Regions from separate parts of the Homo sapiens genome. Here regions 2, 3, 4, 5 and 6 are each linked to region 1. A link is a loop called in an ENCODE intact Hi-C map of the cell type or tissue named here. Cell type or tissue: CD4-positive, alpha-beta T cell. All regions are shown on one strand. Each heading gives the region's core, and the rest is flanking DNA. Links, peaks and the distances in the headings are about the cores only.

Region 1 (4,878 bases), core at 528-4,527:
AGGTTTTCCAGTTTTCATCGGAAACTCTACTATCTCAACTCTCCCAAAAATTAAATACATAAATTAATAAGTCATCCATCAGGGTCAAAAGCAAAAGAATCAAGTCAGCAAACAAAACATAAAAGAAGCAAATATATGCCTTTCTGTTATTAAACCCAACTCTGCCAATTTAGTTTCAACAAAAGACACTGTCTATTGCATTAAACCAATATTAGTACTTTTTTTTTTTTTTTTTGAAATAAAGTCTTGCTCTTTTCGTCCAGGCTGGAGTGCAGTGATGTGATTTCAGCTCACTGAAACCTCCGTCTCCTGAGTTCAAGCGATTCTCCTGCCTCAGCCTCCTGCATAGCACCAGTCACCATGGCCAGCTAATTTTTGTATTTTTTTTTTTTAGTAGAAATGGCGTTTCGCCATGTTGGCCAGGCTGGTCTCAAACTCCTGACCTCAGGGGATCGGCCTGTCTTGGCCTTCCAAAGTGCTGGGATTACAGGCGTGAGCCACCAAACCCAGCCAATGTTAGTACTTTTAATGTTACTGGTTTTATAATTCTGTATGTAACAGAAAAAGCATATTTGTGGGTTTTCTGCAAATTAATTGAGATCTTTAGCTATAAATAAACTAAAAGATTATGAAGTTTATACTTCGCTCTATTTTTGTACACAAATGAAGTTAACATCAAAACAATTAAACACTGGGGGTTAATGTCAATAACTTTTTTGTTTCTTCTAAAAGGCCAAGGTATTAGGAGTTAAAATGAAAACAGAGAGAAAGGTAAGCTCCCTGAAAGCAGAAATCTGTCTTGTTCTCTGTGGTATGCCTAGCCCCCAGCTCAATATTTGCTGAATAAAGGAAACATATTAACGAGATAGCAAAACCGACGAAATTATCACCTCATTATCAACTAAAAGAGAAGAATCCTGCGGGAAAAGTTATATAGGACAGACACATCTTGGCTGGGAGGCAAGAGAAAAAAGTAAACTAAAATATACTGGCTGCAGGGCATCTTCCTAAATGCTATATGGTGACCCTGTGAAGACATCGTCCCACTTCACAGATGAGAAAAACAGCTTCAGAGAAACTATGAATCTTACCAAAGGTCACTCGTCTAACTTCCCTAACCCCTCCTGTCACCTGCCCCTTCCCTTCCATCCCTCCGGTTGATGACTTTATCTTCATTTAGGAAACTGAAGAGTGGGCTGGAACTCTCTCACTCATCTTCCCACCACCAATCTCTAAACTCATCTGAATCTGCAACTGTATTCTCTGTCCTCGCTCCTGTTACAACTGAAGAAGCCTTGCTGTACGTACCAAAGGTCAATCCATCCATTGGTTGCCCTTGATCCCATCCATCCTCTGTACCTTCATAAAGGCTCCATCTGTCTATGGCTTTAGCTTTAGGACCCTAGCCTTTTCTAATTCCTCAGTTTCGGCTCCCCAGATGTAGTTTGCCCCAAAACATCTAGTGACTGGTGTTTAAGACATAGTACAGGACGCAATGGCTCACGCCTGTAATCCCAACACTTTGGGAGGCCGAGGGAAGAGGACTGCTTGAGCCCAGAAGTTCGAGACCAGCCTGGGCAATACAGTGAGACCCCCGTCTCTACAAAAAATTTAAAAATGAGTCGAGCTTGGTGGCGCCCGCCTGTAGTCCCAGCTACTCGGGAGGCTGAGGTGGGAGGACTGCTTGAGCCCAGGAGGTGGAGGCTGCAGTGAGCCGAGATCGTGCCACTGCACTCCAGCCCGGGAAACAGAGCGAGGCCCTGCCTCAAAAAAGAGTACAGGATGAACGGTCAAAGAACACAGTTAAAAGCACAGACGCTAACTACTATGTCACAGAGTGGCGTGAAGACCAAATAAAATAATGTCAATAAAGAGCTGAGCATCGCATCTAGCACATAGTGAGCACCCAATAAACGTCAGCCATCATCGTCGTCATCGCAGCATCTGCTGCTGTTGTTGTTAAACATGTTTAATTGAGGCTGAAAAAACAAACAAAAAACAATCAAGCAGAGATGACCGCCCCGGGCTTCACTGACAGCTCTGGGAAAGTTTCTAAAGTTTCTCGAGGGCTCTCAAGCCGAGGCCACGGCAGCGTGTACCCTGGGCACCGGTGTCTGCGACAGAGAGAGACAGATTCACACGAACATACTTTCGGTCCATCAACCACCTTTCTCCTTCCTCCTTCCTCCTTCCGCTTCCCTCAATCCCAAACTGAGGTCCCAGGGACCTCCCCGAGCTCACCAAGGTCCTTGTCGTTGATCCCCAAGTGATTGTCCAGCTCAGTGCAAACCTTTGACACCAAAGACAGGTACTCGAGTTTGGCAAGTTCTTCCGCGGGGCCTGGCTCCGACCCGATTAAGGCTCCCGCCATGGCTACAGCCACAGCCATGGCTATAGCTTGCCCAGAACCTCCTTCCTCACAGCCGGCGCTCAGAGCTACTCCGGCCGGGTTCCAGCTTTCACTTCCGGGTCAGCGCGCGTCCCCTTTGTTTACGGTAAATTGAAAATTTGAGGAACGAATCAAGTCCCAACAGGATGGATCATAGAGATCAAACAGGAAGTGCTTAAGGAAGGGACAACTAGAGTGGGTTACTCTGCACGCCGATCTGCGCCCTCTACAGGCGAGAAAAATCTCCGCCCGCCCTCAGGCCTGGAAACGTTCACTCAGCGCGCTCCCGCCCTGGGTCGGCAGAGGGCGACCCCGGCCTGCACAAGAGGCGCCGGGAGGCAACCGCAAAACAGCCTGCGCCTGCGCTTTAGAACACTTGAAAAAGGAATCTTAATGCACGTCTGGAAAAAGACAAACTTGCTTTACTGTGGATCCGCAAATTCCCGGCCTCACTTCTTTGTGGTTCCTGTCGTCCGATCTCAAGTGACCCTTGACAAGCCAGTAGGCAGTAGATTGCCTTCTCTTGTTTTACACACGAAGAAACTGGCACTTCCACTGCCAGCTGGCTGCTTGGGCAAATCAATCTCTGGGGCCTTAGTTTTCTCATCTGTAAACTAGAATAATGTTGCTCTACCCTAAATGGAATAACTGCAAGGAGTGTGACACAGAGTAGGCACACCGCAAATGACAGTTACTGTTAATATCACAAGGCTAGGCCGGGTGCAGTGGCTCACGCCTGTAATGCCAGCACTTTGGGAGGCCGAGGCTGGTGGATCACTTGAGGTCAGGAGTTCCAGACCAGCCTGGCCAACGTGGCGAAACTCCATCTCTACTAAAAATAGAAAACTTAGCCGGGCGTGGTGGTGGTGGGCGCCTGTAGTCCCAGCTACTCGGGAGGCTGAGGCACAAGAATCGCTTGAACCCAGGAGGCAGAGGTTGGAGTGACCTGAGTTCACACCACTACACTCCAGCATGGGCGACAGAGTGAGACTTTGTCTCAAAAAAAAAAAAAAAAAAATTCAAGGCTGAGATGATGGTCACAGAACTGGCCTCTGGTCTGTCAAGCACAGATCCCCTTAGTCTGGGAACCCACAGAGCCAGCTGCCTCCACTCTTGTGAAAACCTGCTTTTCAATCCCCAGTTTTCCTGTGTCCTCTCAGAACTTATTCCCCCAGGGGCTGGGCACTGTGGCTCACCCCTGTAATCCCAGCACTTTGGGAGGCCGAGACGGGCGGATCACTTGAGGTCAGGAGTTCAAGACCACTCTGGCCAACATGGTGAAACCTCGTCTGTACTAAAAATACAAAAATTAGCTGGGCGTGATGGTATGTGCCTGTAGTCCCAGCTACTAGGGAGGCTGAGGCGGGAGAATTGCTTGAACCTGGGAGGTGGATGTTGCAGTGAGCTGAGATCTCGCCACTGCACTCTAGCCTGTGCGACAGAGTGAGACTCCGTCTCAAACAAACAAAACACACACACAAAAACAACAACAAACCTTATTCCCCCAAATATCAGCTGTGCTGTAAGTCCAAGGTCATAAGCTCAGGTCTCCCAACTTCTGCTTCAGGTCTTTTTTACCTTTGTGGCAACCTTAATGTGGGATGGGGATTTTTCCCACACTCCAGTGCTCTGTGTGATGAGTAAGGAAACAGAAGCACCCTAAAGTGAATGGCTCTCCAATCAATCGGAAGGAGGAAATCAGTCTCCCACTTTTCACTTTGGCAACATTTTTACACTGGTGTACCTTTGGACTCTGTTTCTTCAACATCTCATCATGGACTGAAAAATGACAGGCAGAGAAAAACCCAGCCATTGTTCTCACTGTCTCCAGAAGCTCCAGGTTTCCAGGTTCCTAAGGAATCACTACTAAACCCTCTGAGTTCTTCCTACCCCTCCCCATTTCGCTTCCTCTTTCTCCCCATGAATAGAATGGAAAACTCTGCACTTGATCCAATGTGCTCAATTTGCCAGCTTGGAGTTACGATTTCAAGGGCTTATTCTATCTGATGTTCATTCTCTGTGCTTCTTTCTCTTTAAAAATTAATATTACTATTCTGCTTTCCTCCAATATTTAACCGGAAGGAGGAACAGATAGGGAGTTTGTTTTGTTTTCAAAGCTCTGTCAGAATAGGGGCTATGGAACCATAACATGTAGCAGCAGTAGTAGCAATAAATACTAGAATTAATAAATACTAAATGTTAGAATTGTTTGGGAATTATTGAACATATATATCAATAGTAAATATTAACAGCAAAACATTACATTTTATTTAGATATGCCATTAACTGCACATTTTAAGAAGTGACAGTTTTTCTGCAATATACATATTTCTTGCAACACCAAAAATTTCTTTGAAGCCAAAGGAAAACAAATAGTTATGTAGATACAGATAACTTGACAGCCCAAACACAGATGCACATGGAATCCTCCTACTCTTCCTCCCCATAAGAGACCGTGAATCGAACGCAGTGCAAAAGTAAATGTTTCC
Region 2 (4,504 bases), core at 504-4,503, 530 kb before region 1:
AAATTTGCTCAGCTGTGTACTGTCATGTTGCAAAGTCAAATGGCATTAGGTTTGCTTACTGCAGCCCAAGGAAAGGTTTGCCCCTTACTGCATCCTGAATGTTATGTGTATATCCCTGACAATTCTCACAATATGAATCTCCTTGCAAAGCCATGAGGGGTGTGGTTTTTATTAATTATGCTTTTAGTTCTCCTGTGCTTACCCTGTATCTGTAATCTATATCAATTGTGGCTTCCCTGTGTATCCGTAAGAGTATTTTCCTACAGTTGAGTATCAGATTGAGGCCAAATGTGGAGGAAAAGTTAAATATTAAATTTGAACTCAATTGAACATGGACACAAACAATGGTCACCAAGTCCCGGAACAGGTTGTGTGAGCCCCTTGAGGCATTCATCCAGCGCTGTTTCAGATAAATCTCTATTTCAATCTATTCCTATATGTTAGTTATTGAAAAACAACAGACAATCGCAAAAACAAGTTGACCTTTTTATGTTCCTTGAGCCTGGTCATGAAGGGCCCTCGTGCCTGGAGCTCATGCCAAACAACTCATTACAAAAGAGCTAGGGTCCTAGATTGTGCCGAAGCTTCATGAGACCTCTCCTCGTCTGTGCACGGACGAGTGGCCGACTCTGGAGCCCAGGCTGTTGTTTCCTAGTCTGGTGGTGAATCCGCCATAGTCTGGTGAGTGCAGTGTCCGACTCTCGAGCCCAGGCTGTTGCTGTTGCTTCCCAGTCTGGTGGTGAATCCTCCATAGTCTGGTGAGTATAAATACATATATCTCTTTTCCTTTCTCCCCTTCCCATTGCAACTTGCTTACTATATCATTTGCTTATTATATCTGCATTGCCATTTATGTGGGATAAAGCTTGTTTACCCTTAAAGGTATTGTATGTGTGCCTTTTCTTCTCCCCTCACTCGTCTCTCGCACAGAACACTAGGCAGGGGTAGGAGGAACTGGGAGTGGGGGGACCACAGGGACAAATGGCTGTGTTCATTTCTCAGGGGCCAGGCCACCCACCCATCCCCCTCTTCTGGCCTGATAGCATGCCAGCATCTGTCCCAACCCTAGAAATGAGGATTTGGCCCCAGGTCCTTCCCTTCTCAGTATCCCTCTGGGAAAGAGGAAAGAGCAGGAAAAGGTAGAGAGGGACTTCAGCCCTGAGAAGGGGCGCAGTGGGTACCAAGGCAAGCTTCCTCAATCCAATCTTCCCCTCCCCCTGACACAAGTCCCTGGCCACTGCTGCTGGAGACTTGATTGGAAACTGCTTGCTAAGGTTATGATGGGAGGGTGGGGCATTGTGCCTATAGGGACAACCCAGGCAGACTCCTAGGACTATTTTATGGACATGTTGTACACAATCCTGGTTCTGGTCCTCGTCAACACTTTAGGGCTGTACACCTCAGCCATTTGAAACGGAGAGGTGAGGAGACTGGAAAAATAAAACCAACTGGAAAGTTGATTCTGTACTATGTGCCTATATTGTGGTAAAGGAAATTTGTTTTGTGTGGTTGTCACTGGTGGGTAGAGATAGACAAAATTACCTTTAACCCAGACTTTTTCTCATTCTCCTTGCCTAGAGACCTCCCCACCCTCCAACATACACGTATACAATCTCATTCCCTAGTTCTTTGCATCTATATGTTCCTCTCTCGTGTTTTTTTACTTTTTAGAGATGGGGGTCTTGCTTTGTCACCCAGGGTGGAGTGCAGTAGTGCAATCATAGCTCAATGCAGCCTCAAACTCCTCGAGGAATCCTCTTGCCTCAACCTCCTGAGTAGCTGGATTACAGATGTGGGCCACCATGCCTGGCTTCTCATGGTCTTTCTGATTTACCCAGACCTTATCCTAGTGACTGTGTTTGTTTATTTATGAGATAGAGTCTTGCTCTGTCATCCAGCCTGGAGTGCAGTGGTGCGATCTCGACTCACTGCAACTACCTCCTCCCAGGTTCAAGCGATCCTTCTGCCTCAGCCTCCTGAATAGTTGGGATCACAGGCTCCCGCCACCATGCCCAGCTAATTTTTAGTAGAGATGGGGTTTTGCCATGTTGGCCAGGCTGGTCTCGAACTTCTGGCCTCAAGTGATCCACCCGTGCCTCTGCCTTCCAAAGTTCTGGGATTACAGGTGTGAGCCACCATGCCCGACCCTAGTGGCCGGTTTAAAATGAAATGTGAAAAGGGGTTTTATTGCCCACCTTTCACTGGCTGGTTGGGAATTTTTTTTTTTTTTTGAGACAAGAGTTTCGCTCTTGTCGCCCAGGCTGGAGTGCAATGGCGCGAACTTGGCTCACTCCAACCTCCGTCTCCCAGATTCAAGCAATTCTCCTGCCTCAGCCTCCCAAGTAGCTGGAATTACAGGTGCCTCCCACCATGCCTGGCTTTTTTTTTTTTTTTTTTTTTTTGAGATGTTGTCTCACCTTGTCACCCAGGCTGGAGTGCAGTGGCGCGATCTCGGCTCACTGTAAGCTCTGCCTCCTGTGTTCACGCTATTCACCTGCCTCAGCCTCCCGAGTAGCTGGGACTGCAGGCGCCTGCCACCACTCCTGGCTAATTTTTTTTGTATTTTTAGTAGAGACGGGGTTTCACTGTGTTAGTCAGGATGGTCTCGATCTCCTGACCTCGTGATCCTTGGCCTCCCAAAGTGCTGGGATTACAGGCATGAGCCACCGTGCCCAGCCTAATTTTTTGTATCTTTAGTAGAGATGGGTTTTCACCATGTTGGCCACGCTGGTCTCGAACCCCTAACCTCAGGTGATCCAACCCCCCACTTGGCCTCCCAAACTGCTGGGATAATAGGCGTGAGCCACCACACCCGGCCTGGTGGGAATTTTTTTTTTTTTTTTGAGACAGAGTCTCTCAATCTGTCGCCCAGGCTGGAGTGCAGTGGCGTGATCTCGGCTCACTGCAAGGTCCGCCGCCCAGGTTCAAGCGATTCTCCTGCCTCAGCCTCCCAAGTAGCTGGGACTACAGGCGCCCGGAGTAGCTGGGATTACAGCCATCACGTCTGGCTAATTTTTGTATTTTTAGTAGAGACGGGGTTTCACCATCTTGGCCAGGCTGGTCTTGAACTCCTGACCTCGTGATCCACCCGACTCGGCCTCCTAAAGTGCTGGGATCACAGGCGTTAGCCACCGCGCCCAGCCCAACACCTTTTCATTTATCTGTACAGCACATATTTCCTGAGGGCATCCTGTATACTAGGTCCTGAGGGCATCCTGTATACTACAGATGGTTCCCAGCATTGGAGTTTTCAACTTTACATTGGTGCGAAAGCAGATCTGCATTCAGTGGAAACTGTATTTCTCTTACAATGCTGGGCAGTGTCAGCAAGCCACAGCTTCCAGTCAGCCACACATTTTCAACTTACAGTATTTTCAACCTATGATGGGTTTATCAGGATATAACTCCATCACAAGTCAAGGAGCATCTGTAAACAGTAAACAGAAACCCAGGCACCGTGTTTGTGCTTAGGGAGCTTGCGATCTAGTAGGGGAAGATTGTCAATAAAACAATCACAAATATATTGGCTGGGTGCGGTGTCTCACGCCTGTAATCCTAGCGCTTTGGGAGGCCAAGGCGGTTGGATCGCTTGAGGTTAGGAGTTCGAGAGCAGCCTGGCCAACATGGTGAAACCCTGTCTCCACTAAAAATAAAAATTAGCCGGGTGTGGTGGCAAGCGCCAGTAATCCCAGCTACTTGGGAAGCTGAGGCAGGAGAATCGCTTGAACCTGGGAGGTGTAGGCTGTAGTGAGCCAAGATCGCACCACTGCACTCCAGCCTGGGTGACACAGTGAGACCCTGTCTCAAAAATAAAAAAAAAGCATATATATGTAAAGCAGATATATATATATGTGTGTGTGTGTGTGTGTGCGTGTGTATCTATATCTATCTATCTATCTAATTGCCACCGTGCCAAGTGATTCAAAGGAAGGTAGCTGATGTTATGAGAACATATAAACGGGTGGGGCGTGGGAGAAGGGGCTGAGAACACACTGGAGGGGAATGCAGAGACCACCTGGATGTCTGCTGCAATTAAACTGACAAAGTATGACAATTTGGGTTACAGCGGGAGCATGGCAGCTGGAGAAATGGACTGACTTGAGATGTCCCAGATGTTCAGATCTCCTTTTTCTCTCAGGGCACAGGCAAAAGGCAAACCCAAAGAGGTGACTTTGAGCCAGGAGGACCCCTTACTTTGATCTTAACAGAAACGGGGGTTTCCTCTGGTGCGTTATGTGTATCATTTATTGAACCACTACTATGTACTAGGACCGACCTTGTCACATTTAAAGTTCACAACTCTGGCCTGGCGCGGTGGCTCATGCCTGTAATCCCAGCACTTTGGGAGGCCGAGGCGGGCGGATCACGAAGTCAGGAGATCGAGACCATCCTGGCTAAGACGGTGAAACTCCGTCTCTACTAAAAATACAAAAAATTAGCCGGGCGTGGTGGCGAGAGCCTGTAGTCTCAGCTACTCAGGAGGCTGAGGCAGGAGAATCGCTTG
Region 3 (4,878 bases), core at 468-4,467, 310 kb after region 1:
GGCCTTGTACTGATTTTTTAAATGGGGGATTTCAAACATATATAAAAGTGGAGAGTAATAAACACTTAGTTAAACCAACAATCAACTCAAGGCTATCCTCATTCACATATACCCCCGCATCTCCCACTTCTGCCCCAACAATGAACTGACCATAGTCAACTAATGTTTTAACCAAACTATAATAATATAATTATTTTATATTATTGTATTTATTTATTTTGAGATAGAGTCTTGTTCTGTCGTCCAGGCTCAAGTGCAGTGGCACAATCTTGGCTCACTGCAACCTCCACCTTCTGGTTTCAAGCGATTCTCTCACCTCAGCCTCCTGAGTAGCTGGGACTACAGGCGCCCGCCACCACGCCTGGCTAATTTTTTTGTATTTTTAGTAGAGACGGGGTTTCACCGTGATAGCCAGGATGGTCTCGATCTCCTGACCTCGTGATTCCACCCACCTCGGCCTCCCAAAGTGCTGGGATTACAGGCGTGAGCCACCATGCCCGGACTATTTTTTAAAATATTTTTATGGGAAAATTTAAATCTATACAAAAGTAGAGAGAATATAATGAATCCCTATGGACCCATAAGCTAGCTTCTTTCATAATTATCAACTCAGGACCAATTTGCTGTAACCAAAGGTTTACAGCAATACCCTTTCCCTACTAGATTATTTTGACAGACATCTATGCTTTTATCCATTAAGAATTGAGTATGTACCTCTAAAAGATAAGAATTTTTTAAAAACAGTCTAGATATCATTATCATGCCTAACAAGTTAACAATTCCTTAATCAGATTTCTATTCTGATCATTATGTTTTTAATTAAGGATTTTGTTTACTGATGAATGGTTACGTTTAACTGGTTTTTATGACTTTATGAAAAAATAGCTTAGGTTGAGAGGAACAAGATATGAAAAAATAGCTTAGGTTGAGAGGAACAAGATTAAGTCCCAGGGATTTACAGCGTGGTCTGCGGGGGTGGGGGTGGGGGGCAGAGGGGAGGCGGAGGAGCACACAAACTGGGAAGACTTAGCTTCCAGACATACCTCCGGCCCATTACTAGACATAAAACTGTGAGCAGGTCAGTTCGCTTTTGAGCTTCGGTTCTTTAACCTATAAAATAGGTCTAATACGTCTGCTTTGACTATCTCACAGTGTTACCATAAGGATCAAATTAAAAATGTGTACGCAAGTTCTTTCAAAATGTCATTCAAATATAAAAAATATGATAATAAAGGCCAAGCACAGTGGCTCATGTCTGTAATTCCAGCATTTTGGGAAGCAGAGGCAGGCAGATCGTTTGAGTCGAGTTTGAGACCAGCCTAGCCAACATGGTGAAACCTCGTCCCTACTAAAAATACAAAAATTAGCTGCGTGTAGTGGCGCAGGCCTTTAATCCCAGCTACTCAGGAGGCTGAGGCAGGAGAATTGCTTGAACCTGGGAGGCAAGGTTGCAGTGAGCCAAGATCATGCCACTGCACTCTCGCCTGGGTGATAGAGCGAGACTCTGTCTCAAAAATAAAATAAAATAAAAAACTGGACGGGTGTGGTGGCTGATGCTGGTAATCTTAGCACTTTGGGAGGCTGAGGCGGAAGGATCATGAGCCTAGGAGTTCAAGACCAGCCTGGGCAACAAAGCCAGACCCTGTCTCCTTAAAAAAATTAAGTTCAATTAAACATTTTAAAAAATAATAGGGCCGGATGTGGTGGCTCACGCCTGTAATCCCAGCACTTTGGGAGGCCGAGGTGGGTGGATCACGAGGTCAGGAGATCGAGACCATCCTGGCTAACACGGTGAAACCCCGTCTCTACTAAAAATACAAAAAATTTAGCCAGGCGTGGTGGTGGGCGCCCGTAGTTCCAGCTACTCGGGAGGCTGAGGCAGGAGAATGGCGTGAACCTGGGAGGTGGAGCTTGCAGTGAGCCAAGATCGCGCCAATGCACTCCAGCCTGGGCGACAGAGCAAGACTCCATCTCAAATAAATAAATAAATAATAATAAACCAGTCTTTAGAACCATAAACCTGTACTGTTTTCCACAATGTAATGCACTGCCCTGTAAAATACTACAATTAAGACTGTCATTTAAAGGCACTTTTTTGAAACCCTAAGACAATTATCCCCCAATTTTCTCCATTCTTTGTTTCTACCAAGAACCAAGTTCACCACCAAAATAATATTAGTCTCTTAACAACAATCCTGCTGACATCTAGTATTCATTCATATGAAATGTAATTATTGGGGTCCTTAAAATTTGAGAATCTTTGTCAATTCCCCAGGACCTTAGGCAAAAAATCAAGGAAATGAAGTGACTCAGTCCGCCAAAAGTGGGTATTCTGAAATATCACTTTCCAACTTCAAGAAACACACTTCCCTACTTGTGAAGGAAATGAATCTTCCTCTCTTTTTCTCAAATTACACAATTGGAAATTTAGATACTCTGGAGCTCCTCCAGCTGGTGGGCCAACTAAGAGAAAACAGGAAGTGGGAGATTCTAGCTTGGCTGGACCATATCCAGGTCTTCATAAGGAACTCTCTTTGGCTGACATGTAAAAAAATTCTTTCAGCAGGAGCATTAATCTTAAACGTGTGTAAACACCAAAGCTATGGTTAACCCTATCTGCCCCTTAGGTCTACAGCCAGTAGAGTCAGATAGCTGGGTCTTAGGCCTTCAGCTTTCATAACTGGCATTATTGTAAGTCCATGCCACTGACTCACCTTTGCTTGGCACAAGTTAGCTTTTCCTCCACGTCGATTTTTTTTTCAGCCTCAACAAAATCCCTTTAATGAAACAGACCTGGCAACCTGAGCTTTGATTACTGTCTCCACCAGAGGCCTTTACAAGCCAAGTTATCCAGGCTTTAAAATGTGTGACCTGAGGCCGGGAGCGGTGGCTTATACCTGTAATCCCAGCACTTTGGGAGGCCAAGGCACGAGGATCGCTTGAGCTCAGCAGTTCAAGCCCAGCCTGGGTTGGTCTTTGAGAAAGCAAGACTCTGTCTCAAAAAAGTGTGGCCTGAAAGCTGAGTGTTTGACAAAAAGGAAAAACAGTGCCTTTCCAAAACCGAAGGTCCCTAACCAAGGAGATCTCTTTAAGGTCTCGAAAAAACGAGGATGGGATGAGAAGGATGTGTAAGTAGTGTCATTTTTTTACTTGCAGAGTTCATCCTAGTCTTCCAGTTTTCGTTTCCTAGCACTCCATGTTCCCAAGACAGTGTCACTACCCCGAGGGCTCTCTCATTTTCTTTGCCTAGGCCCTCATTCCACTGGGGAGTCGTGGCCTTCCATCAGTAGAAGCCGGATGTTCTGACCCACAGACTCTCCAACTCTCCGGCGCTTCTCGCCAACTCGGTCCCTCTGAACATGAAGGGCTCTCTCATCCTGTCACTAAAAAGATTAGCTGTCCCGAAACACGGAAAAAGTCGCCCCTCTTCTTTGCAGGATTCCTCCCTTGAACTTCCCCAAACCCTCTTAGCGTGACGTGACCCCACCCCTAGGTAACCGCAGCTGCTTCCTTACCAGCTTCCCGCCCCCGGGGGGCGCCTGCCGGAGGCCAATGCAAGGACCGTCCGCTACCGGCTCTGCCGCTATCCCTGTGGGGTGAATCTAACATGGCGGATAAAGACAGTAACTAGTCCCCTGTTTCTCCGAGTGTTCGCCAAGATGATTGGCTCTCACCACTTGTCCCTCAAAACGACCACGCCATTGATTGGTGGAGATTGCGTCGATGGGGCGGGGCAGAAGCAACCTGAACCCGAACAACAATAACAAACATTGAGGCTGAGGGGCGGAACTAGGAGTGCGCAGATGTGGGCCAGAGCGGATTTCCCCTTCCCCAGGCAAATTCGGCGCCCACTGCGTCCCCGCAGGCCACTGACCTTAGAGGACTACTTGCCCGAGACTCGTGGGGCTGGATGGGAATCGTAGTCTTCCTAGGAGTTGTAGGTATCTTTTTTTGGCCTAGTCTCTGCTCTCAAGATAGGAGAACATAACAACACTCCAATCCATTACTGTTGACATGTATAAGCCCGCGGAGGTCTCCAATCTATCCACTGGATTTCCGTGAGAATTGTGCCCGCTTTGGTATTGGATGTTCCTCTCCATAAGACTACAGTTTCCAAGGAACAGTGTGGCCAAGGCCTTTCGTTCCGCAATGCATGTTGGAAATAGTAGTTCTTTCCCTCCACCTCCCAACAATCCTTTTATTTACCTAAACTGGAGACCTCCATTAGGGCGGAAAGAGTGGGGTAATGGGACCTCTTCTTAAGACTGCTTTGGACACTATCTTACGCTGATATTCAGGCCTCAGGTGGCGATTCTGACCTTGGTACAGCAATTACTGTGACGTAATAAGCCGCAACTGGAAGCGTAGAGGCGAGAGGGCGGGCGCTTTACGGCGAACTCAGGTAGAATTCTTCCTTTTCCGTCTCTTTCTTTTTATGTCACCAGGGGAGGACTGGGTGGCCAACCCAGAGCCCCGAGAGATGCTAGGCTCTTTCTGTCCCGCCCTTCCTCTGACTGTGTCTTGATTTCCTATTCTGAGAGGCTATTGCTCAGCGGTTTCCGTGGCAACAGTAAAGCGTGGGAATTACAGATAAATTAAAACTGTGGAACCCCTTTCCTCGGCTGCCGCCAAGGTGTTCGGTCCTTCCGAGGAAGCTAAGGCCGCGTTGGGGTGAGACCCTCACTTCATCCGGTGAGTAGCACCGCGTCCGGCAGCCCCAGCCCCACACTCGCCCGCGCTATGGCCTCCGTCTCCCAGCTTGCCTGCATCTACTCTGCCCTCATTCTGCAGGACTATGAGGTGACCTTTACGGAGGATAAGATCAATGCCCTTATTAAAGCAGCCAGTGTAAATATTGAAACTTTTTGGCCTGGCTTG
Region 4 (4,878 bases), core at 488-4,487, 490 kb after region 1:
AATTTTGTATTTTTAGTAGAGACAGGGTTTCACCATGTTGGTCAGGCTAGTCTCAAACTCCTGACCTCAGGTGATCCATCCGCCTTGGCCTCCCAAAGTGATGGGATTACAGGCGTGAGCCATTGTGCCCGGCCTCTTGTACTTCTTAAAAAACACTTGTACTGGCCGGGCACGGTGGCTCACGCCTGTAATCCCAGCACTTTGGGAGGCTGAGGTGGGCAGATCACGAGGTCAGGAGATCGAGACCATCCTGGCTAACATGGTGAAACCCCGTCTCTACTAAAAATACAAAAAAAAAAAAATTAGCCAGGTGTGGTGGCAGGTGCCTGTACTCCCAGCTACTCGGGAGGCTGAGGCAGAAGAATGGTGTGAGATCCCGCCACTGCACTCCAACCTGGGCGACTCCGTCTCAAAAAAAAACAAAACAAAACAAAACACTGTACTAAGACAGTGTATGTCCCCAGACTAAAGGGCCCAACAGGTGAGTAAAATTAATTGGGGAAGACTTGCTTTCACGCACTCACAGACTTTTTGAAACCTATTGTATTTATCCTTGAGGGTGGAACAGTGGAAGAGGGCAGATCAGACCCCATGCCTGTGTTTACTGTGGATGGAAAACAATCTTTACCCAACACTTAAAAGATGGATCAAAGGCAAAACTGGAAACCATAGCCACTTTATGAGTTGAAGATGAACATTTTGGAAATGATATCCCTTCCTGGTGTTGGAATGGCTGCAAGGTCTGTCTCATTATTCAACAGAGCAGGGAGAAGAAATTTAAATTCTAGTTCTTGAAATGCTCACCTTGTGGGCATTAGGTGATTGTAGTTATACACTTTCACAAAAGATTTTATCTTTGATCTCTTGGCGATCTTCTTCTTGCCCATGGCAGCTGTCACTTTGCGGGGGTAGCGGTCAATTCCAGCCACCAGAGCATGGCTGTAGGGGCGATCTGAGGTGCCATCATCAATGTTCTAAATGAGTAAGAATTACATTTGTTATTCACTGAGGGCCTATTTAGGCCCTGTGTTAGAGGTAGTGCAGTGTCCAAAAAATATTTCCACCCTCAGGTCTCCAAGATCCACCATTATAAAGAGAAAAATCACAGAAAGCTATGAGAAATGACCAAAGAGAAACAGAACAGTGTTTATCTCCATCAGGAAGCATCTGGAACGGCTTACTAGAGGTAAGAGATTTAAAAGTAGCAACAGTTAACATTTAAGAAGTACTTGCTATATGCCAAGCACTGCTCACAGGACTTGGTATCTATTCACTTGCTCCACTGCTAGTGAAGTGTACAGCCAAGGTTAAGACACCACAGCCTAACTCCAGAGATCAGTCTCAGGAGATGGGAGAGGGGAATCCAGGGGTACTCCAGTGTCCCCACAACAACAAAACGCAGTGGTGTATGTGGCCAGAGCCTAGGGAACTCTCTCAAGAAGCTACAAAATCATGGATAAGAGGAAAACAGTGAGGGGCTATGTGACCTTTCTAAAAGCAATTTCCTCCTCTTCTTACAGATTCCCAGCTGCAGCACTTCAGGTAAATAACAGAACACCTCCAAACCTTAGCAACAGGAAGGAACCCCCTATAGCTGGGGATGGTGGCACGCACCTGTAGTCCCAGCCACTCGAGAGGCTGAGATGGGAGACTCGCTTGAGCCCGGGAGGTCGAGGCTGCAGTGATCACGCCACTGCACTTAGCCTGGACAGAGATCCCGTCTCAAAAAAAAAAAAAAGAAAAGAAAAGAAAAGGAATCCCCTATGATTACTTCAAGGACTGCACATGACAATACCTGAAAGGCAGTGGGAGCACATAGCAAGCGTGCAATGTCAGCCACTATTACTATATATTTAAAGCCTCTGGTGGAGAAGGCTTTATGCGTTGGGAGCCCAATTCAGCTCACATTTGCTTTTACTGTGCTTCTTCCTCTCTCAAAAACTCTCCCACGTTCACCCTGACCGTGCTCACTGGCTACTGCCCCAGAAACAGGCCTTGAATTCCAAGCCTGCCCGCCCCGCCGCAGCCAGCCTGGTCCCGGCATGCAAGGACGCAGAGTCCCGCGAGGCTGATACCTTCACGATGACAGCTTTGCGTCCGGAGTAGCGTCCAGCCAGGACAAGCACCACCTTCCCAGGTTTCATGAACTTGCCCATTTCTGCAGAGAGCAAGGAGAAAGGGCCACTTAAAAATCCGTAAAGCCAAAGATGCCCAGAGCTGACTCCTGCCAGCAAGCCCAGGTCTTGGGCCGGAACTTCAGACTGTGTTCACTGTCGCCTTGGTCAAGGCCGCCCGAGGGCCCTGCTCGCAGGACAGGATCGGATACGTAGCCGCCAGAGACCTAGGGAAGGAATGCACCCGGCGCCGCCCGGACCTTCGACCCCCAAGCCGCGGATGGCAGCGGATTGAAAGATTCAACCCAAGCTTCTACTTACCGGCAGCAACCACCCGGCCCTACCAGCAAAAAGGAAAGAAGGACACTTCCGCTAACCTTTCACCCCGGTGAGGAGTGACCTCACTTCCTGTCCCGCCCTTCAGGCTTTGCCACGCTGATTGTGTGGTGCTGAGTCTCGTGTTGCGGGCGGAAGAAGCTCATGAGGGAAACGCAGGGCGCGGCAGCTCAAGTATTCGAATGAAACTTTATTAGCAGCTCCAGCAGTAGACAAGAGCAAAGGAGACTCCTCCCGGCCGACGGAAGAGCTGGGAGGGCGACTGTGCTGTGCGCTCTGGACTCAGCAGCTAGGCTTTGTTGTAGTTCCTTTCTCTGGCGCTAGGAGGGGGAACACAATCTGAAATTTACTTTTTCTCTTGGGAGACACAGGGAAAAAAATAGGGCATTTATTGGTGCCTGTCGGGGGCACTGTTAGCTAAAGAGGGAGGGACAAAGATCAGTAAGGGTGGCTGGTCCGATAGTAGTGGGTTATCAGAACTTATCAACGTTAGGGTCACTAAAGTTGGTATACAACCCCCCACTGCTAAATTTGGTTTTAAAAAAACAAACAAAAAGGATATTTACCCCCAACAGTTAAAGTCTAGTGGTGTCACTGACATTACCAACTAGAATAAGCATGAGGGAGGTAGAGGAGAAGAATGGCAGCTGCTTACCCTGTGCCAGGTCAGGTTAATCTATTTATGCACATCATCTGATTTGGTCATCATAACACTAAGAAATAGATACTATTATCTCCATTCTAGAGTCGAGGAAACTGGCTTAGAGAGATTTGCCCGAAGTCTATAGTGGTTAAATAGTGGAGCTGGGGCTCAGCCTCAAGCAGTTCAACTCCTGAACCCATACTGTTTACCATGTCACCATCCTGAGCAGCGATTCTCTCCCAGGCAAGATGTGAGCACTTTATACAAGCCGGCAGCCTGTTTAATCCTCACAACTCTGCATCTTGGGCATTCTCCTCCCATTTAGACATGAGGAAATTGCAATTCAGAGAGGATAAATTGCTTGTCTGAGGTTAATCCTAATCAGTGGCATAGATGGGATTCAAATCTAGGTCTGAATCTAGGTCTAGTTGGCTCTCAAACTGAATTATTTCCCATCACTCACCAGAAGAGTGTTTTCACATGGTACCTTATGTGCTTTCCGAGTTTAAGGGAAAGATAAACTATCTCACAGTTTTTGCTTATCTGAACCTATAGGATTTGTCTTGGGCAAGATGTGGAACAACCAGGATTTCATCAGTTCTCTCCTGAAGCTCTCCAGTGATACAATTTTCCCTGTATCCCTCAGGATCCCATTGCAATGGCTTTTGTTTTGTTTTTTGAGACAGGGTCTCGCTCTGTCACCCAGGCTGAATGGTGTGTAGCACAATCATGGCTCACTGTAGCCTCAACCTCCTGGGCTCGTGATCCCCCCACCTCAGCCTCCTGAGTAGCTAGGACTTCAGGTATGTGCCACCATGCCCGTGTAATTTGAAGAAAAAAACAAAAACAAAATCAAAGAACTTTTTTTTGGTAGAGATGGGGACTCACTATATTGCCCAGGCTGGTCTCAAAAACTTCTGGGATTAAGTGATCCTCCTACCTGAGCCTCCCAAAGTGTTGGGATTACAGGCGACGCAGCACCGTGCCCGGCCCCATTACAATTTTTTTTTTTTTCAGACGGAGTCTCATTTTGTCACCCAGGCTGGAGTGCAGTGGCGCGATCTCAGCTCACTGCAACCTCCACCTCCCGGGTTCAAGCGATTCTCCTGCCTCAGCCTCCTAAGTAGCTGGGACTATAGGCTCCTGCCACCACACCCGGCTAATTTTTATATTTTTTGTAGAGATGGAGTTTCGCCATGTTGGCCAGGCTGGTCTCGAACTCCCAGCCTCAAGTGATCCGCTTGCCTCGAACTCCCAAAGTGCTGGGATTACAGGCATGAGCCACCACGCCTGGCCTCCAATGGTTTTTAAAATGTCTTTTTCTTATATATTTCATTTTTTAAAGAGATGAGGTCTTGCTATGTTGCCGGGCTTGAATGCAGTGGCTATTGACAGGTGTGATGTAGCTTCAAACTCCTAGCCTCAAGCGATCCTCCCATTTCAGCTTCCCAAGTAGCTAGGACTAAGCCACCTTACCCTCCAAATCAAATCAGTAACTAAATCCTCTGAATTTTGTCTTATGTCTTTTATTTTTGAGATGGAGTCTCACTTTGTTGCCCAGGCTGGAGTGCAGTGGCATGATCTTGGCTCACTGCAATCTCCGCCTCCTGAGCTCAAGCAGTTCTCCTGCCTCAGCCTCCCGAGTAACTGGGACTACAGGCGCATGCCACCACGCCTGGCTAATTTAGTATCTTTAGTAGAGATGGGGTTTCACCATGTTGGCCAGGCTGGTCTCGAACTCCTGACCTCAGGTGATCCACCCACCTTGGCCTCCCAAAGTGCTGG
Region 5 (4,878 bases), core at 879-4,878, 270 kb after region 1:
AGTAGCTAGGATTACTGGTGTCTGCCACCACGCCCAGATAATTTTTCTATTTTTAGTAGAGACAGGGTTTCGCCATGTTGGCCAGGCTGGTCTTGAACTCCTAACCTCAGGTGATCCGCCTGTCTTGGCCTCCCCAAAGTGCTGGGATTACAGGCATAAACCACCACGCCCAGCCTGATTTCTAATTCTGGTATAGTGGGGTGGCGGAGAGGGTTCGGCTTGGTGGTGACTCCCAGGTTGACACCAGGACCTTGGGAGGAGGTTGAGGGAGCTCCATGTCAGATGGACTCAGATCACAAACACAGTAGGCCCCAGGTCTGCCTGAGGTTCTGAAGTATCCCAGAACAGCGGACAATAGGTTTTTCATCTCTACTAGAAGAAAAACAAGCAAATCTGAACTGCCTCAGCAAGGGAGGTGCTTAAGAAAAATAACATTTTCAAATCAATTGCAGCCAGGGCCACATGCTTGTTCCCTCCTTCCTGGGAGGACTTGCAGAGCTACCAGATCCTTCCTGTCTTGGAGAGGGGGCCATGCTTTCTGGAAGCAGTGATGCTTAAGGAAGCCCACCAGGTGGCCTCAAGTGACATCTGCTGTGCCCACAGCTGCTGCTTTTTTCTTTCTTTCTTTCTTTTCTTTTTTTTTTTCTTTTTTTTTTTTTTTTTGATAGAGATGGGGTTTCACCATGTTGCCCAGGCTGGTCTTGAACTCCTGAGCTCAAGTAATCTGCCTGCCTTGGCCTCCCAAAGTGCTGGGATTACAGGCATGAGCCACCACACCCGGTCCAGGAGCTTCTAAATCAGGAAAAAATCCTTGGACGTAAGGAGCTGGTACCTCTGAGGCTCAGGCTTTCTATGGAAGAACTAATAGGAAGAAATTAAGGGAGATCAAAACAGGGGAGACAAAGGGAGCAGCCCCCAGGGGCAATGGCTTGTGAAGCTAGGGGAGGAAGGGGGGCTTACGTGTGCTTGGGCTTCAGCCTCTGGTCCCCATAGGGAATGAGAGCCACCAACTGCTTCTCCAGCTCTAGAGAGAGAGAAGGTGAGAGGGAGGGCCAAGATGCAACTGTGACAAATATTTACTGTGCCAGCTTCCCAGAAGCACGCCTCCACCCACACCATAGAGCAATGTTAGAAACATGCCACATCTGCCCCAGAGCAGGACTGGAAGCACTGGACTCTGCTACCAAAGTTGGCAGCTCAGCTTTGCCATCTCTAGAATGGAAGTGAGATTTCCACTAATAGGTATGAAGAATCTCTGAAAGTCACCAGCAAATCAGAGATGCCCAGCATCTTTGGAAAGTTCATTTGTAACTTCCTGAACTGAATGAATCCTAGGACACACAGTGTTGCTCAGAAGCACAGTGGCTAGAATCCTTCTTTCCCACAAGGGGCTGGAGAATACAACCAGGGAAGGAGGGCAGGTTTTTGCAGGGAACCCAAGGATAGTTAAGTATCTCCCTGGCCAGCCTGAGACTGGGAGGTCAAGAGCTGGGAGCAGATCTAACCCCATCCAAGGAGACTCAGAGGGGCTGCCCCAGGCCAACAGGCTAAGAACTTTCCCTGGATTCCAGGCTATTTCCAGAGCCTTGGGCCACTCACCTTGGGGAATCTTGCCACTGCCCTGGCAGGTGGGACAAGTCACGAAGCTGGCATCAGCAGTTCCTTCACAAGGCACACAGGAACAAAAAGACTTGCTGCTACCGGTGCTGGAGTAGTTGACAGCCTTGCTGCCAATGGCTGGTTTGGAGGACAGGATTGACTTGTTCTCATCCTCCCGCCAAGAGCCCAGCTGGGAAAACGTCTTACCCATTCTTCAGGGGCGGGGGTTTCACTAATGAGAAAAGACCAAAGTTCAGTGCTAAGCTTGTTAGCACTGACGCCAGATGTAATTTTGGTTTGAAGTTCTCAAGACTGGCAAGGAGCTTCACCACAGTTTAAGCAAGCTCAAGCCTAAGGAAGATAGGATGTGAAAAACTGGGTGGTCACATGGGACTCTCAGAAGTCTCAATGCATTTCGACTCCTTTCATTATTTTAAAAGAGACCAATCTGCCTACAAAAGGGAAAACAAAAGAAAAGCAGAAGTTACTTCACTTTAAGGAACTTCCATAAGTGATTGTCAGAGCATTTAATTTTTCTCTGGAAAAGTTGCTGAGCTGTCATTCAGTTTAAGGGAAGGAAGTTGGATAGGGCAGAAAAGAGATTCTTTGAATCAAGGAGAGAGGAGGCCAGACTGGTCACAGGTGTGGTTAAGACCCCTATCTAAAGAAGCCCTGGGAGAAAGCAGACACCTCACTGCTTTCTGAGGCGGGGTAAGAAAGCCTGAGGAGGGTCATAGTGATACCAGGGTCTGTCTTTCACTAGGAAAACTCAAGGCTAAATCTGGACTCTGTGTGACAGAACGAGGCCGGCAAGTGAGCCACACAGATCTTTCTGGGCTAAAATATAGGGATGCTCACCTTGTTCAGGTCTGGGATCCCAGGCTCCTCAGCCGCACGAGGGCGAGACTTCTGGAGTGCGTCTTTGGGGAGAAGGGCCTCTAAGGGCAGAGTGGGCTGGGCTGGGCTGAGCTGAGCTGGGCGGTGGTGGGGAGAAGCACCGCCTGGGGCCGGCAACCGGCCGGAGTCCTAGGGGAACGAATGTGCCGCACTGGAGAGTGGGGATAGTAAGGACGCTGACCTCCCCGAAGGGCCAAGCCGATTCCTGGGCTACATGGGGGCTCTGCCATGGGCCGACCGGGTGGAAGCGGACGGAGAAGGTGTGACTTCATTAAGGGAGGATTTCAAGTCCCACCACACACCCCTAGAGGCCGTTAGTCAAGCTTGGTACCCGTGCGGGGGGCGCCTGTGTGTTGGGCGAGGAGGCGGCAACAGGAGGTGTCTTGACCTCCGAAAGGTAAAGTAGGTATAAAGGGTCTAGGGAGGGCCTTACCCGCGGACGACTGCAGCGACAGAAACGGAAGAGAGTGGAATCGAAAATGCGGGAGCGAACACTCCCCTCAAGCTTTGACTCAGTGCCCAGGGAAGTCCCGCCCCAGCCCCTAAGGGCCCACCCCCCCGTCCCCCGGTCCGCCCCTTCGCCACGCAGCAGCCTGAGACGCTGCCAGCTCTTCAAACGTTACCCGAGGGCCCGGACGCTGCTTCCGCAAGGACTAGCCAGTCCGGGTAGGAATTTCCAAGAACATTTATTTCACCATTCTTTAGGTGGTTATGTACAAGTACATACATAACCAGGAGAGCAACCCGGGCCCTCCTGGCCCTCGATTATAAAACTCCGATGGTCAAGACAGGTCCCACCCATCAACCCAATTACACCCTGCCGCTCCACCTTCTACCCGGAAGCCCCGATTAAAACGTTTTAAATAATGAACGGCCTGGCTGGCTTGCAGTTTGAATCCTGGTTTATTTAAGTAGCATTCAGGAGTTATACTGTAAATAAACATCATTATGGCTAATGACTAATTAAAATCACCATTCATTACAAATACCAACCAGGTTAGATAATACTATTAACTATCTTTTCCCCTTCGGTCTGGGGTTCATATTCTTCCTTTTCTGGAAGTCATTTTCATGGATAAAATATTTAGCATTTTTTGTTACCTCTTCCTTCACCAACTGTACTCAACACACTTCTGTAAACAGAGTGAGAACCTGGGTTCATGGACAAGCTCTTTTCCACTTATCTTCGGGTTAAACCAAAACTTTTTCAGCAACTTTGCCCCTGTCCAAGTTTTGCAGAACACCAGCTGCCTCTTCCTGTTCTAGGCATTCTAGGGCTAGATACCTGTGAACGGACTTCAAGCATTAAAGAAGTCATCAGCATTTCCTATACCTCACACACACTCATTTGCCCACCCTGAACTTCACTGACATTAATTTAGGAGCCTGCCTTTTGCCTTTCACATGTTTCTATTTCCCCCACTGTACTGTAAAATAAGATCTGCCCTGACATTAAGAAAAAAGGCAACTGTTAAATTTACTTTTCCCTTTAAATAACGGGATTTTTTCCTTTTCTATAAGATTAGCAAAATATTTCACAATACCTATATTTTTTCCCTTAAATAAAAATGTATGCAAAATTACTATAATAGACATTGCTCAATAGGTGCTGGTAGGTTTATCAGCACACTCTTCCTCCTTTCATTGAAATGCGGAGATTCCCTTGAAGTTGGATACTCTTGAATGCACCATGGAGTCTTTAGAAAGCAACGGTGCCAATTATTAAGTATTGCAGGAAAATTACTTTCTCCTTGAGAGAGGAAGAGTAACAACATTTCTATCATGCTCTGGGTGTTATTTCAATGCCAAATAACTATGAAGCTTGAGGTGGATTACAGAAATTATGAGAATAAGAATTATGAGAATAATTCTTAAAAACAACTTCCGAGGTTAATGTCTTTCAAAACCTGAAAATTAACAGATATCCCCATAAAAAATCCACATTAGCCAAAGAAAAATACTCAGTTTCAATAAAAGCAGAAAGAAAAATGGTTCTATATGAAGTTGAAGTTACACTTGTCAATGCACTAAAATAGTTTTATCCAAATCAACTGAAAAACTGTCTTCATACTATTCATCCAATGTCTAAAGTGAAAATTTAAGTTCTGGTCTTTAGTTTGCTCCCCAAAATACTGTAGCAGGTATTGTCTTGGTAACTCAACGATGGGCTCTATACAGATTCATCAGATTAAAAATAAGCAAGGGCTTCTATCCCATACCCCAATGACAGAATAAAGATCATCTCTGAGCAGCAGGCAGTTATTTAATACAAGGTCACTCCTCAATAGCGTTGGCTGTACCAGTCGTTGTTGTTTAACTGAAGAAGTTCTGTCACAACCTGCAGGATATTGTAATTGTGTTTCTTCAGCAGCCGTAGGTTCA
Region 6 (4,878 bases), core at 334-4,333, 650 kb after region 1:
ACCCCATCTCTACAAAAAATACAAAAATCAGTGGGCATGGTGGTGGACTCCTGTAGTCCCAGCTACCTGCGAGGCTGAGGAGGAAGGATCGCTTGAGTTCGGGAGGTCAAGGCTGCAGTGAGCAGCATTCCCGCCACTACACTCCAGCTTGGGCAAAAAAAGTGACACCCTTTCTCAAAAATAAATAAATAAATAAGAAATAAAAGAACTATACTAGAGTCATCATGTCTGTAACAGAGTCCTAGTTCCCAGATCCAAATCCCACTGTTCCCTCTGTACATCTTAAACTGACAAGGAAACAGAGGACAGAGGACCTACTGCTCAAGAACACAAAGATAAATATAGGACACTTACACCATCCAGTCCATCATGGCTATTGGTGAGAAGAATGGGGTCAGGGACTGGGAGATTCATGTCAGAGTGGATCTGAGTTAGGTCATGGATGTTTAAGATTGGTTCCTGAAAGACACCCACCCCAAAACATTAATCTTTTCAAGCTGAACAAAGAAGTATTTGATTTGAAGAGCAAGAAATGAAAGTGCTTTTACAGTTTAAAAAAATAAAAAGAAGAAGAATCAACAGTTTATCCCAGTTGACAGTAATACCAGGGCCAAAAAAATTGGGGAATTTGAGGAAAGAATAGGGTCTCTCACCTTCAGAAAACTATCAAGTTCTAATAACTTCTTTGGGAAAAAATTTGCCACCAAGTCTTCTGCCTAAGGAAGAGGGAAAATACAGCTGAATTAATATCTGTGGGAAGGTCTCTCTCTCTCTCTCTCTCTCTCTCTCTCTCCAGGTATCTCCTCTTTGGGAAATTCTCAACCAACAACCATTTTTCTATTTATTTCACTCACCTCACTTGTGATCCGCTCCCTGAAAGAATCAACCTAAAATTAACAAAGAGAGCAATTCAGTACCTGGGGACAGAGGTAAGAGCAGGATGGAGAATCCCAATCCAACTGTCTTTCCCTCACCTTGTAACTGTAATAAGAAGCTGAGAGGCCCCCAGACTGCAAATACTTTATTTTTTTGAGGATCCATTTTTCCATCTCAGAAGAACGCAGGGCTTTGAGGACAGCACCTGCCTGTCTCCTCTGTCCTCCCCCTTCCCTCCCTTCCTCCTGTGTCTGAAGCTGTCTGAATTTGATAAGCAGACAAAAGACAGGTAGTTAGGGAAGATGTGAGCTCACAAACGTGCCAACCCCCACCCAGACCTAGTCTATGATACTAGGCAGGCCAGCCGCCAAGGGCAGGGGCAGTGTCCAGGGACGTTGTTGGGCTGGGGGATTACCAGCTGTCACGGGCCTAAAGCCCTGAGTCCAACACGTGTCCGCGGAGGTGTCCCCGGGACTCTCCATCATCAGACGCGGTACAGAAAGCCATCCTATATTTTCCTCTCCCGCGAAGCCGACCCCGGGAGTTGGGGGCTGGGCTGAGCCGAGCGGAAGCTCAGAGCTGGTATCCCCAGGGAGACAAAGACGCCATGGGGAGTAGGAAGCCGGTCAGACTGCTGGGGGATCAAAGCGAGGGGCAAAAAGGCCGGACCGGTGCCGCTACCTTGAGCTTCACTTCCTGATCCACCTTCAGCAACGAGGCCATGGCCGGGCCGGGCCGTGTCCGATCCTCTGGACACCGGAGGCGCTGTGGACTCCAGGGAGGGGGCCGGAGGGACCTGAGAAATCTCGGCTGACCTCGGGACCCGACCGCCCTTGCTGGCTTACTCACTGCTCGCTCGCTCCCTCCCTCTGTGCCGTCCGCCCGCCCGCCGGCAGCCTGCTGCCTGCTTGCTCTCTCGCTCGCCCTCCCGGCTTTCGCCGCTCACGCCGGAAACTGCGTCACAGCCAATCGCCGAGACTCCTGCGAGGCTGTGCACGTGCGCTGCGCAGCCGCGATGAGGCATGGCTTTGGACGCTCCCAGCGGGGTTCACACTGCCGGGGTCAAGTGTCGGGTAGGGGTAAAGTAAAAAGGAGAGCTGTGGGGAATGGTGCGCTGAGAACTGAGCCTCCGAGAGACTCGGAAACGGTGCGGCCCTCTCTGTTGTCCCGGAACTCGCCTTCACCGAAGGGACCTTCTCAGCCGCTGCACTCCCGGGGACAACGCCGTCGCGCCCCAGTGACGTAGGCTCGGGGAAGTCGGGGACCCGGGTACTGGGTTCGGGGGTGTAGTCCCTGATTCCCGCTGCCTCTGCCCGTTTGCCGAGGCTCAAGTGTTTAGGCTAGAGCGAAAAAGACAAGCGCCGTTGTACCAAGCTTTCCTGGTACATTTCCCTGCCAACTGATTCTCGTAAGCTTCCAGACCTCAAAGATCAACTACCTAATTGGCAAATTGATCCCCAGAGTAGGGTAGGGCTTGTCCAAGGCGTTTCCAGTACATCCTGAGCCAGAACCCAGATCTCCTAACTTCTACGGCAGTGCTGTATCTATTTGCCTAGTGGAAGCATGAGACTATACCTCTTCATGCACCCATTCATTCGATCTCTCTCTCTCGACATTGGATATATCATTCAATAAAATGGGGCAGGGCACTGTGTCAGATTCTAGAAATATGTGAGTCACATATGTAGGTTGAAATCTTCTAGTAGCCACAATTAAAAAGTAAAACAAGTGAAAATTTTAGTCATACATTTAACCCAGTTTATACAAGTATTTCAACATGTAATCAACATTTAAAAATCGAGATCTTATGCATTCTTTTCTCATACCAAGTCTTCAAAATCCAGTGCGTATTTTACACTTAACTGCACATCTCAATAAGGCAACACCACATTTGTAGTACAGTGCTCAGTAGCCACATGTGGCTGCTGGCTTCTGTATTGAAGAGCACAGCTCTGGGAAATCAAAGGCAAACAAGATTCAAGGTCGCTGGTCCCATGGGGCATAATATTGGAAAAACACCAGAAAGTAAACTGACAAGGTAACTGCAAAATTTGATAAATGTTAGGGAAAAAGTGGATGACATAGAAAATACGAGAGATCTATTTTAGATCGAATGGCCAAGGAAGGCCTCTGAACAGGCAAGCTGTGATCTAAAGGATATAAAGAGGTTAGCATGGAAAGAGTGAGAAGAGCCTTGAGAGGTATAAGGGCAGCTCAGGCAAATGCTCTAGGGAAGGAAAGAGATTGTCTTGAAGACAAAGACTAGTGAGCTGAGGGTGAGGAGGGTTGTTAGTAAACAATCTAGATTAAGTGCAAAAGGAGGTCATCAGATTTGTATTTTGGGGTCGCTCTTGCTGTTGAACATTTATCCTAGGCTGGCCTCTCTACTAAGTGCTAGGAAAATGAGGGGAATACACAATTAAATGGAGTAAAGCACAGAAGACTGACTATGGCCTTTGGGATCAGAGACCTGGGCTTCAAATCCCACCTCAGCTCCTTACTAACTGGAATCTTGGGCAAATTATTGAAATGCTGAGTCTCGATTCCCTCATCTGTAAGATGGAATTTTAATAATTAGTAATAAATAATAGTATGTAATTTTGTAGTGTTGTGAATATTAGAAATAATATATGTAAAACAATTAGCACAGTGCTTAGACACAAAATAAATAGTAGCCACTGTCAGGTAAGTAAGTGATCTGTTAATGCTTAGCATGAAGAGGTTACTCCTTAAATTACAGTAATTATTTCCATTCCTGCTTTCAAGCTCAAAGTCCTTTTCAGCTTATAGAAGGCCACATATAACATCATGCTCTATCAGTTTTCCCCCTTTTACATGTTTTCTGTTAACACATTTCCCTGGGAACTTTTGAGATCCGATTTGAAACTTCAGGAATTATTTCCCACATTTACTCCATTCTATTTTAAGTATGCCACTATTCTTATTCCAGTCAGAATTTATAACATCAACTGGAAAAGCTAATATGTTTGTGCCTGTTAAAATATGCTTTGTTCTCAAATAATTATGTTTTGTCTCCTTCAAGTAGGTTATAAGACAGATACACATTCTCTTTATTTCCCTTCCTCCTCCCCATCCAAGTGTTTAATATAATACTCCATTCATTTGTTTATTCAGTGAACAACTGGAGAGTACCACTACACTTAACAATAACTATTCATTTCTGGGTGCTTACAAGTCACATGTGATCACTGATGACTGGTCTAATTTTAAATTCATGTCCCAAAATCTCAAATGAGTGCACAACACTGCCTGAGCTCCTACTACATGCTCCTGACAAGTTTGCTCTCCCACCCTCCCAATGACTATCATACTTTCTCATCTCCCTGAACCTCCAGTATTCCTTCTCTCCCACCTCCAACTTATGGCCTGGGCTCATTCTTTATTGAGAAAACAGAAGCAGATGAGAACTACCTCATCATCTCACCACCAAATCTGCCAATCTGCAAAATACTTTCTGCCTTTCCTCTTTCATTGAAGGAAACAAACCTGTTCCTATCTCTTCCTTTTGTGCTTTGGATTCCATCCCCTTTGACTTTCTCAATCCCATGTCTGTGCCCATGATTAGCCCCTCTTTTTCCTACATCACATCCTCTGCTGGGTCATTTCCAGACATAACCAATATCCCCTATCTTGAGAAAACTCCCCCCCGAATCCAGATTCCTCTGTAGCTGTTACTCCCTTTCTGTGCTCTCCTTCCTGGCAAGACTTCTTGAATTATTTATTGTCTCTTACTCTACTTCCTCATGCCCCATTTACTCCAATCCACTCTAATCAGACTTCTCAACCCCACTTTCTCACTGATATAATTTTTGTTAGGTTACCAATGACTACCATGTTGACACCAGTGGTCACCTCTCATCTTATTTGAATCTCTCAGTAGTACTCAATATATTAGCCACTCCCCTTCTTAAAATACACACAGCAACCTGTTCTGATCTTTCTCCAGCCTCAACAGTGATTCCCCATTTCCTTTGCTGGCTC

Evidence for each region. Hi-C counts contacts between places; a loop is a spot of excess contacts. Peaks named below come from ENCODE experiments on the same cell type or tissue, not always from the same donor. Only the 100,000 strongest peaks of a DNase experiment are listed, where the experiment ranks them.
Region 2: a loop joins it to region 1, with 18 times the contacts of the local background. A loop is called at or near these places in 12 of 110 quality-filtered maps.
Region 3: it touches region 1 in a loop (12-fold over the local background); 10 of 110 quality-filtered maps call a loop at or near these places.
Region 4: a loop joins it to region 1, with 10 times the contacts of the local background. A loop is called at or near these places in 10 of 110 quality-filtered maps.
Region 5: it touches region 1 in a loop (7-fold over the local background); 8 of 110 quality-filtered maps call a loop at or near these places.
Region 6: it touches region 1 in a loop (4-fold over the local background); 10 of 110 quality-filtered maps call a loop at or near these places.

What each region holds. Positions count from the first base shown.
Region 1 is chr17:43,481,549-43,486,426 of GRCh38, reverse strand. DHX8 (DEAH-box helicase 8) reads right to left here and starts at 2,452. Exons shown (of 23, transcript NM_004941.3): 1 at 2,242-2,452. The coding sequence starts at 2,389. It overlaps LOC124904112 (U7 small nuclear RNA), which reads left to right; the gene lies at 1-29. RefSeq lists enhancers at 2,188-2,617, 1,917-2,759. In CD4-positive, alpha-beta T cell, for the core only: CTCF peaks have their summits at 2,465 and 2,665 (motif pointing left); a DNase peak (open chromatin) is centred at 2,606; H3K4me3 peaks cover 1,903 bases; H3K27ac peaks cover 976 bases.
Region 2 is chr17:44,015,492-44,019,995 of GRCh38, reverse strand. It overlaps a transcript of TMEM101 not described here. Among named protein-coding and RNA genes, the nearest start is that of TMEM101, 2.8 kb to the right of the region's middle. RefSeq lists a silencer at 3,061-3,355. In CD4-positive, alpha-beta T cell, for the core only: no CTCF peak of the experiment used is centred there; no DNase peak of the experiment used is centred there.
Region 3 is chr17:43,169,940-43,174,817 of GRCh38, reverse strand. NBR1 (NBR1 autophagy cargo receptor) reads right to left here and starts at 3,604. Exons shown (of 21, transcript NM_005899.5): 1 at 3,516-3,604. LOC101929767 (a long non-coding RNA gene) reads left to right here and starts at 4,415. Exons shown (of 2, transcript NR_110868.1): 1 at 4,415-4,692. LOC124900391 (a long non-coding RNA gene) reads left to right here and starts at 3,854. Exons shown (of 2, transcript XR_007065760.1): 1 at 3,854-4,402. It also overlaps a transcript of BRCA1 not described here and the pseudogene BRCA1P1. RefSeq lists enhancers at 3,464-3,573, 3,894-4,003, 4,254-4,303, 4,574-4,783. In CD4-positive, alpha-beta T cell, for the core only: a CTCF peak has its summit at 2,480; DNase peaks (open chromatin) are centred at 2,447, 2,837, 3,687 and 4,437; H3K4me3 peaks cover 2,321 bases; H3K27ac peaks cover 2,359 bases.
Region 4 is chr17:42,996,029-43,000,906 of GRCh38, reverse strand. It overlaps RPL27 (ribosomal protein L27), which reads right to left and starts at 2,488. Exons shown (of 5, transcript NM_000988.5): 1 at 2,436-2,488; 2 at 2,076-2,158; 3 at 805-974. The coding sequence starts at 2,156. It overlaps LOC124904006 (a long non-coding RNA gene), which reads left to right and starts at 974. Exons shown (of 2, transcript XR_007065759.1): 1 at 974-1,186; 2 at 1,521-4,878. RefSeq lists enhancers at 2,027-2,136, 2,207-2,446, 2,457-2,766, 1,732-2,931. In CD4-positive, alpha-beta T cell, for the core only: a CTCF peak has its summit at 2,781; a DNase peak (open chromatin) is centred at 2,596; H3K4me3 peaks cover 1,830 bases; H3K27ac peaks cover 2,353 bases.
Region 5 is chr17:43,209,974-43,214,851 of GRCh38, reverse strand. It overlaps NBR1 (NBR1 autophagy cargo receptor), which reads right to left. Exons shown (of 21, transcript NM_005899.5): 21 at 3,164-4,878. The coding sequence ends at 4,778. TMEM106A (transmembrane protein 106A) reads right to left here and starts at 2,977. Exons shown (of 9, transcript NM_145041.4): 1 at 2,930-2,977; 2 at 2,458-2,625; 3 at 1,600-1,831; 4 at 961-1,024. The coding sequence starts at 1,810. In CD4-positive, alpha-beta T cell, for the core only: a CTCF peak has its summit at 2,813; a DNase peak (open chromatin) is centred at 3,051; H3K4me3 peaks cover 2,404 bases; H3K27ac peaks cover 2,645 bases.
Region 6 is chr17:42,830,353-42,835,230 of GRCh38, reverse strand. It overlaps PSME3 (proteasome activator subunit 3), which reads right to left and starts at 1,834. Exons shown (of 11, transcript NM_005789.4): 1 at 1,558-1,834; 2 at 855-887; 3 at 654-716; 4 at 355-459. The coding sequence starts at 1,599. RefSeq lists an enhancer at 2,017-2,186. In CD4-positive, alpha-beta T cell, for the core only: no CTCF peak of the experiment used is centred there; DNase peaks (open chromatin) are centred at 1,840 and 2,100; H3K4me3 peaks cover 1,895 bases; H3K27ac peaks cover 1,774 bases.